2 separate regions of the Homo sapiens genome follow, and region 1 is linked to region 2. The links are chromatin loops, found by intact Hi-C in ENCODE. Cell type or tissue: natural killer cell. All regions are shown on one strand. Each heading gives the region's core, and the rest is flanking DNA. Links, peaks and the distances in the headings are about the cores only.

What was found. Peaks named below come from ENCODE experiments on the same cell type or tissue, not always from the same donor. Only the 100,000 strongest peaks of a DNase experiment are listed, where the experiment ranks them.
Region 1: a loop joins it to region 2, with 2.2 times the contacts of the local background. A loop is called at or near these places in 4 of 110 quality-filtered maps.

The regions. Positions count from the first base shown.
Region 1 is chrX:139,793,244-139,797,653 of GRCh38, forward strand. It overlaps ATP11C (ATPase phospholipid transporting 11C (ATP11C blood group)), which reads right to left. Exons shown (of 30, transcript NM_001353812.2): 11 at 3,933-4,083; 12 at 3,030-3,227. Among named protein-coding and RNA genes, the nearest start is that of MCF2, 87 kb to the left of the region's middle. In natural killer cell, for the core only: no CTCF peak of the experiment used is centred there; a DNase peak (open chromatin) is centred at 2,158; H3K27ac peaks cover 1,233 bases.
Region 2 is chrX:139,736,879-139,741,288 of GRCh38, forward strand. ATP11C (ATPase phospholipid transporting 11C (ATP11C blood group)) reads right to left here. Exons shown (of 30, transcript NM_001353812.2): 27 at 4,113-4,216; 28 at 1,038-1,191. Among named protein-coding and RNA genes, the nearest start is that of MCF2, 31 kb to the left of the region's middle. RefSeq lists a silencer at 1,732-2,026. In natural killer cell, for the core only: no CTCF peak of the experiment used is centred there; a DNase peak (open chromatin) is centred at 2,533; H3K27ac peaks cover 790 bases.

The DNA of each region.
Region 1 (4,410 bases), core at 314-4,313, 56 kb after region 2:
AATCATGTTAATATTTTGAGTGGTAAAATGTGTATTTACCACTTGAACAGAAATGTAATCTCATTATGTTTGCTACGTAATCTATTTTTCTCACACACATATACATATGTATTTCCATGTCAAGAATATAGATTTACATAATAACTTTTATGGGTTAATTAGTATTTCATTGAATATAATTTCTAAAAAAAGAAAAAAGATTTTCTTTTCCTATCTCTTAGTGAGACAACTGCTGTAGGGTAGAAAAGGCTCTGAAGTATATGTTGAACATGTGAAATGATCTATTTTGTAGATCAAAAATTACCAATGGTTCAACTTAATGGAACACTTGGACTCCATCTTGGCTCCACCACCTACTAACTTTGTGACCTTAGGAAAATCTCTTTATCTCTATGAACTTCAAATATTAACCTTAACGATACCTGCTGCACAAGAATGTAAAGATTAAAAAATAAAGCTCAATAATAATGATCTATAACCTAAAAGGTGCTATATACATGGTGACTGTCACTGATGTTGACTTCACCAAAATCAAAGAACACCAGACTCTTTGCACTGCCCCACATCTTTTCTGATTGATTATGATCACATTGCTATAGTTAGGTCTGATGTGTGTGTCTCCCCAGTGATATTTTTAAAAACTTGAGGGTTTCTTGTTTACTTCATAATAATACCTAGCACACACACACATCCCAGACAGTAAAAGGTGAATAACAGCTACTGGCTTAAATTATTGGAATCAGAATATATACTCACACTATAAAGTTCCACCATTAGGCAGAGCCGCAAGATGGGAAGGCGACACAAAGAAGAGTAGCCCCACGGGTTTTTCAATATGGATTACAATCATTTGGTTGTCTAAAAGATTGATGTCTAATCATAAAAGACTGCATTATTTTCCAACTGAGCTGAGCAGTCTACTTCCTTTTGTTTCTCATGTCAAGCACTGTTCTAAACATATCTTTCTATTCTTAATCCCAGTGTGGGTCACATTAAAAGAGGTTAAGCAAATGCTTGCAATGGTATGAACAGGAATTAAATGACATTGCCTTTAGTAACATAAAAAGTTACACAGATCTTAAATTTGACTCAACAAAGAAAAAACAGGTTACACTTAATTTTGTGTGTACTGGTTTACTGAATACTAAATGGCCTAAGAAACCATTTCAAGACTTCTTTGCACTTTCATTTAGGTCGTTTCTATACATGCAAACTGATAACAATGGCAAGTTGCTTATACACTGTATTAATTGAAGTGATGGTCTGGCTATTAACTTGATTTGACTAAATGACAACCACAGCTAGAAATGCAAGGTTTGGTGGGAGAAAGGAGTGGTGACTAAAAGGAAGACTGCAGCTTCTTTTCACTCATCAAATTTACTAGATCATTACCCAAAGCTCTACTTTACTTTCTGCAGTATTAACATAGTCTAGATGATAAGAAGACTGCATTCCCATAGGTAATATGGAATCTGCTGAAATGAAGATCTGAAAGAGGTAAGAGTCTCATCAAATGGAACCTGACCCGGGCATCTTATCTGTTTTTAGTGAACATTAAGTGTCATATTCGGAATGATGGCTATTCTATTTGTAATAGTAGTTGAGGCTAGCCCCAAGCTAGTCATGCTCAACCTTGAGTAGGTTAACACATACAGCCAGGCACTAAATCCAGAACAGGCAGATTTGCTCAGCATCTAGAATGAACCACTAAATTAACTGTCAGGGAAAGGTTCACTTAAGGTGGCTTGTATACTCAAAATTTTTTCTCATGCACTCTGCAAATTGATGCCTTTTATTGAGATTAGAGCAGTTCTACTCAGATAGCTCTAACCCTGGATGAAAACTTCTGGCCTAAAAGACAATGGTCAGGTACGGCAGCCCACATTGTCAACAAAATAACCTTGTGGGAACAATATCCAAAGGAAAAGCCCTATTCTTAGTGCCTTGGTATCTACACAGGATGTAGACTCCATGGTTTCAGATACTGGTGTCCTGAAGTCAAGTCTAAACAAAATGGTATCTGGAGAGTCCTTTCTACCTTTCAACTGCAGTTGTCATGTGGGTACTTTGATTTAGGCAAAGACTATATCAAGAGTAGAAACAGAAAGCATGGACTGCGGAGAGGCCTAAAGCCAGGAAGTAAGAGTTTTGAGGTGTGAATGCAAATCAGCCCCATTTAAACAAGTGTGAGGCTCTGCTCCAGCCACACAGTTTCATTAACTGAATTTGGAAACTCCCAGTCACAAAAATGACATTTCCACAGTCTTGACATTCTAAATGTCATGAGAATAAAATGCAAGCCAAAAAATTCCTTCAGCTCACAAAGATCATTACATGACACAGAGTAAAATAAAAAAAAGGGGAAAACTTTCTCGATACTATTAAGAAAAGCACCTAAGAAATCATCACTTGAAGAATTACAGCCAGACTGTGTTGCACTGGAAAATAAATGCACCTGGGTTAGAATGGGGTCACAGTCTGGGTTACATTGGTATATAAAGAAGAATGCATTTTGAGGAGTACATGCCCTCACGTTTTCCCTTCATTGAAATTCTTGTACTGGAATAAATAACTCTGCTTGTTAGGTCTATATTCTACCTGATCAGAAATGTACCAAGAAAATGTCAATAGGACAACTCTGGTCAATTTTGCTTATGGAACAAAATACACTTATAAAAGAGCCATATTTGCTACCCCATATTCTATCCACAAATGGTTATAGATGGTGATGAAGACTGTTTCCTGTTCCAAAGCAATAGCTAATAATGTAACATCACCCAGTTCCAAGGAGAATTTCAGTAACGTTCAAATTTAATACATAAATTGTATCCTTCTCAAAAATGCCAGCAAAAGAACTGATGCTGTAACTATGAAAACACTGCTTACCTTCATTACATGCCTGCATTAAAGAATTTTCTCTGAATCACTTTTCCAAATGTGACATGGTCACATATATTGGTAATCCAGACTACACAAAAAGATATTTTCACTACGTTGACAAATTATTTTAAGTAAAACAATGCTCTAACCTGACCAAGTTCTTCATTAAGGTCTGATGTGTTAACCAGGGCTCCTTCATTAATTTCTTCATCATAAAAGTCCTTATCCCATGAGATGAAGAAGGAGCCCAAGAATTTCTGCATTTCTACTGTGACGTACATGGAGACAGGAATGATAAAGTTGAATAGAACCATAAATGATAGGAAGTCGGTGAACATTTTTAAAACCTAAAATAAAAGAGATAGTTCATGCTAATTAGACATACAATTTCATCAGACCAATATAATATAAAGGAAGAATTAATTTCATCTTTATTTCAATGCTGAAAACACTGCTCTTGCTATAAAGATGGAACTTCCTAATAACACTACATCACTGTAGTCAAAATTATCACAGTATGTGAGAACATTTAAGAACACTCTCAATTTTATCATTATTCTTCAGTATATACTACTTCTGTCAGTACTTTTTCACTTCTTTAAGTTCTCTTTGCTCACTCCACCCTAAGATAGGAATGTGAGATCAAAGTTCATATGTAAGGCATTCATTATGCTTTTATCGTGACATTTCACATACTCCTATTACATTAAAATGTCAAAGCATCTTGCCAAATTGTTTCACCTTAAATTCTTATATAAAGAGCTAAAAACAAGCATAGATGCCTAAAGTAAAAGAAAAAAAACTCTTTTTTTCTTTTCTTTTTCTTTCTTTTACAATAAAGAAAATAAAAGTTTTTTTTACAAAAAAAACTTTGTTTTTCTTTTTCTTTCTTTTACAATAAATCTTCTTAAATATTTATTGGCTTAGAGCCACCATGTAATCGAGAGAAAATTCAGAAGCTAACAAAAGGTGCCGTTTCCCTGAGCAGCATTTCAGTGAAGGTTGGCTCAGTCACAAAAAATAGTTTCAATTTTCAGCAGAAAACAAATTACCTTCAAGGTCTCTCGCTCTTTCTGAGTCTTTTGGTTATACCAAGGTTCATCATTGTATGGGGTACTTTGCCAAACATACTTTAGAGTAGTGCATACTGCAGCTTTGGTCAGTAAGATAAATAAATATACAATCAGGAAAGCATTAATAGATCTGAAAAATAAGATAGCATGGATTTTAAAACCAAAGACATCAGTCAGATATGAATTAAACTACTGAGTCATCTAAAGCTTTTTCTGTGTACGACGCGTAACTACAGCACAAGCCTTTGTGTATTAACCTCAGTTATCATAGCTGCAGCATTACTTTCAAGTGGCAAAATGGAAAAGCTGGCCATGAACTGTTTATTGACCACCAATGCTCCCCCAAGTGCAATGGCTGACTAGCTGAACACACCTTATTAAGGTTCCTGTAAAGTGACAGGAGAGGTACACACATGCACACATACACACACCATTACTTACTCAACCCTTATAGAAA
Region 2 (4,410 bases), core at 314-4,313:
CAATTCTAATCACTGAAGGTTTTCCTACTCTAATCATTTCAGATCCCCATGTCTATGTAATATCAACTACTGGATTCTATCAATTCAACAGGCAAAAACAAAATCATGATGTAACAGTTTTGTGGCTAAACTGGTTGACAAATTTATCAAATAAGTCAGGTAGTCATAGCTTAGAATATTACCTGAAAATACTGCCTTGGAGGTGCTACAAGATCTAGTTGGTGTCAATATGACAGAAACAGTTTTGTTTAATAAAATCAGCTACTGTTGGCAGGAATATGACATATTTAATTAGCCTGTTGGTCAAAATCTGCCAAAAGTTTTATTTTCCATGCTCATCTCCCTATTTCGCTTTAAAGGCTTTTTAAAAAATGTTTAAAAGATATCATAATGAGGCAGCAGAAAAAATAACTTCTCATTCCCACAGGAAATTTACAATTTAATAGGAAAAATAAAAACACACTCATAAAACTATCTTGAATTTTTACGAGTGTGTTCCAGAGGCTAAGGATGTCAAAACCACATCCAGGGAATTCTCTTTGGTTCAAATATACTGCTGGACAGACAGGGCTAGAAGCAACGCAGAGATTAAGCAGCACTATAATTAAAGGAAGGGGAAAGGTTTGAAAGAGGCAAATTGGTATTATCAACTGAAAAAAATCTGCAAACAGCCCACAGGGAAATTTCTAAGTTTAAAGCGAAAATGTTGGTGTGGAAATTCCTGGTGTGAAAATTCTAGGCTAAATACAAAATAAAATAATTTTTTCCTTTTAAAATTCCATATGGAGCATATGAGATACTCCATATGGATTGCCGAAGGTCACATAGAACACTATTAAGGAATCTACTTACCACCTGCATTGGATAACGAAGTTTTTACTATACTTTTTATGCAGAAGAGGAAATTAAGTGATGAACCTGTAAGGAGGGGTTTAACATGCTGTAACTAATGTAATTTTCTAAATCAGGTTTTTAGCTCATGGCAGATATTGAGGCCCCTTCCAAAAATCAGGTTGTAAGATAAACTTAGTTCTTACCCTGGCACTTCTTCTTCTTACATTCTTTAATACTATCAGAAGAATCTCAGGGAACAGGCTGATAAATATTAGAAGAATTATAGCCAACCATGTGGATACAGAAGACAGCATTTGGGCAAATACAAAATACATTCTCTGTTGCTTGAGAAAAGGCCTGCAGTGGAAAGAAAATACATGATGGAAAAACAAATCAATTCCTGTCATATGAAATGGACATTTAATTAAAATGTCGTTTGTATTTAAAAAGAATCTTCCTTACATACATTAATAAAAATAATTTTCTCTAGAATATCCCAAAGTAATAAACAAATTTCATTTACCAAATGTTTGGAAAAAAAGGAATGATAATCAAAGGAGAAAAAAGATAAAATGCATTTGACTTGAAGACAATCAGGCAATCAATTCTAAAGCTGCCAACTGGCGACTATTTATGTGCATTAGAAAATGCTGGTGCTTAAAAGATATTCAAGAGAAATGGTTCATTTTTATCCTAACAAGCATTTTATTTCCTCAGCTGTTTTATTAAGATGGGGATGGATTTGTGTTCTGTATTCAGAAATTCAAAAGACATTTTTATAACTCTCTCCCAATAAAAACACTATGTAAATATAAAAAGGACAGTAGAAGCTTATCATCTCTCTCAAATGGAAGGAATCTACCATTGTCATCCACAAATATATATTAACAGTATGTGCCAAATAGGTTGACACAGAGTAGAATATTGCTAATTGGACATTAAGCCTTAGAATCCAGAAATCCAGCAGGAACCCCCATTCTGGAGTTAGATTTCATTCTGAGTCATCCACTTCATTGTAAAGTGGCCATTGAGAAGCACAGCCTGTTTCCCTTCCCTTCTGTCTGAGCTGAACCACAGAGAGCCTCAGTAGGTGAAGCTATTGTTCTTTGAAGGTGAGGGGGAAGAAGTGGTTGCTTAAAGACAGGATGCACATCAGACTGCCCTAGGATTAAAGAGCTCCAGGTAGATAACCATGGCTCCTGTTTATTAGATGACACATCATGCTTCCTGAAGATAATTTGGTTTCTCATTTAAAAATTAATGTCTATGCACCCTTATGTAACATGATAAAACTGAGTTTGTGGCTCTACTTTTATGAAAATTAGATTGTGGAATAAAAGTGAGAACAGGAAGGTAGAAAAATTTATGAGGCCTAGGCTACACAGGCTTTCTGGGAAAAGTCTGCCACATGGAAAAGACTTCTGCAGAACTCTACCTCACTCAAATTCTGAAGAACACCTTGAATAATGTTCTAGGCAGTTAACTGAGCCATAACAGGGGCCCAGATGACAAATGGCAGCTAGTCACAGAGTGTTCCTTGGCATCATACCTTCTGACTAATGCATCCAGTTGTTTTTTGTTTTTTTTTTTTAACCTCCATGTCATCTATGGAGTTTTGTAGTAGGGCAGTAAAAAATAAACACTATTATTTCTGGATGTGGTTTGGGGCTCGGAAGTCATCATTCTCACTACCCAACCCCAAAGACGGGTGTGACTCAATGCCTCAGGGTAAAACATGTCTAGAGACATCAGTTGTGACCACATTCAGCTGAAGTTTCACATTGTTTCTAGTCACATTTTACTGGTTGCTTTATAAGTTTATATTCATGCAGTGGCTCAACTCTACTTAATGATAATACTTCAGGCAATAAAATAAAAAATAGATTAACATTTCATTTTTAGTAGCACTAATGAATAAACAGGTGTGACAATACCATAATCATTTACTGGATTTATTTTCATCAATAAGGAATAGTCTGTAGAAAGGGTTGGAAATGAGTTCGCTGGAAACATTTTATTTTTGTAGAAATTTTGCATAATTAGTTCAGATGCTGATTACATAGATTCATAGAATTATGGTACTCTGGGCAGACATACAATTGTATATGGTATGTTCTTAATCAACTTTGAATTATTTGTTATATTATTAAAGAAAATAGAGACTTCTTCCAGCTTCATTGCTCTCAATTACCTATAGAGGTACCAAATATATGCTGTAATTATACTTTTTAAAGCTGGTACTTCCTTAAATGATTAGGTTTCTCATATTTTTATTTCTTAAGGTTTTTATTTTTAAAAAGCTTTTCAAAATAGAGTTTCTTCTAATTAAGACTCAAGGGACATAAACATAAGCCTCACATCTCTGTGATAAAATAGAATCATTTTGTATGTAAGATTTTGCTCAAAGCAATGAAAATATGTACTCCTGAAATCTTACACTATGGCTTGCTCTAGCCATGCTCTCTGCTGCTGGCATCCTTGTCAGGGGAAGCCATTCACTAAAAAAAACAACTCTGACATTTAAAAATAAAATATATGTTTTTGGGAGTAAAGAAAGGAGATGCAAATATATAACTCTCCCAATCACAGCTTATGTGTCCCTCACTGGACTCTATTCTCCTTGAGTACAGTCTAGTCATCTCTCTAACCCATAGAGTCTCAAGCACAAAACTGATTCTGAACAAACATCTATCTACTGAACCAAGATGAACTAAATGAACTTTAAAGACAAGCTGCAGAGTCTGCCTTTCTACATCTTCCCTCCTCCACCAAAACAGTAAGATGACAATTTCAAAATACAACCCTCTGAATTATTAAGTTGTATATATCCTATACCCTGAGCACACCTGTAGTAACATGAATCATGGTTATATACTATCAAGAGAAAATAAGGGTCCAAATGGACAATAATGTATCTGTTGGTCAATATATCAGGTAGAAACTTCACAGGATGAGTATTTCCTCTGAAAATCACGAGAGGTTGTGCTGAAAACTATAGTTTCACTAGAGAGATGTTTACAACACCTTCAAACAGACAGAAGCTACCAAAGGGAGGTCTTCTGAGTGACTTGTGCAGTCTATATATGTGTATTTAAAATCTTACCTGAAATTAGTAGCACTACCAGCTAACAAATAACCTTCAGGCCATTAATATTAAAGACGTGTCATCTTATATAATTAAAATTTTTAAAGTATAATGAATGCTTACATATATAGTGTACATACACATGTATCTACTTTGCTATTTACATATTGCTCACACATGTACAATTGCTTACCAAATAATTCCTCCCCAGAAGAATGAGAAAAATACATAGAAGGCTAAAGAACCCCAAATCACAAAGTGATTTATCCACGTCCAGAATCGGGTATCCAAGGCAAGCTGAAAAGATACAACACAAAAGATTTCACGACGGTTACGAATTGCACCAGGCAATACGCTATAGTATCTGATAACTAGTACACAATGATACCTATGAAAGGATCTAGCTTGGGCCAGGGATCCAGAGAAGAGGGGAACTAAACAGAACCCAGGTTTTTCAAAGAACAAGGGTGAGAAAGCTGAGCTCTGCCCTA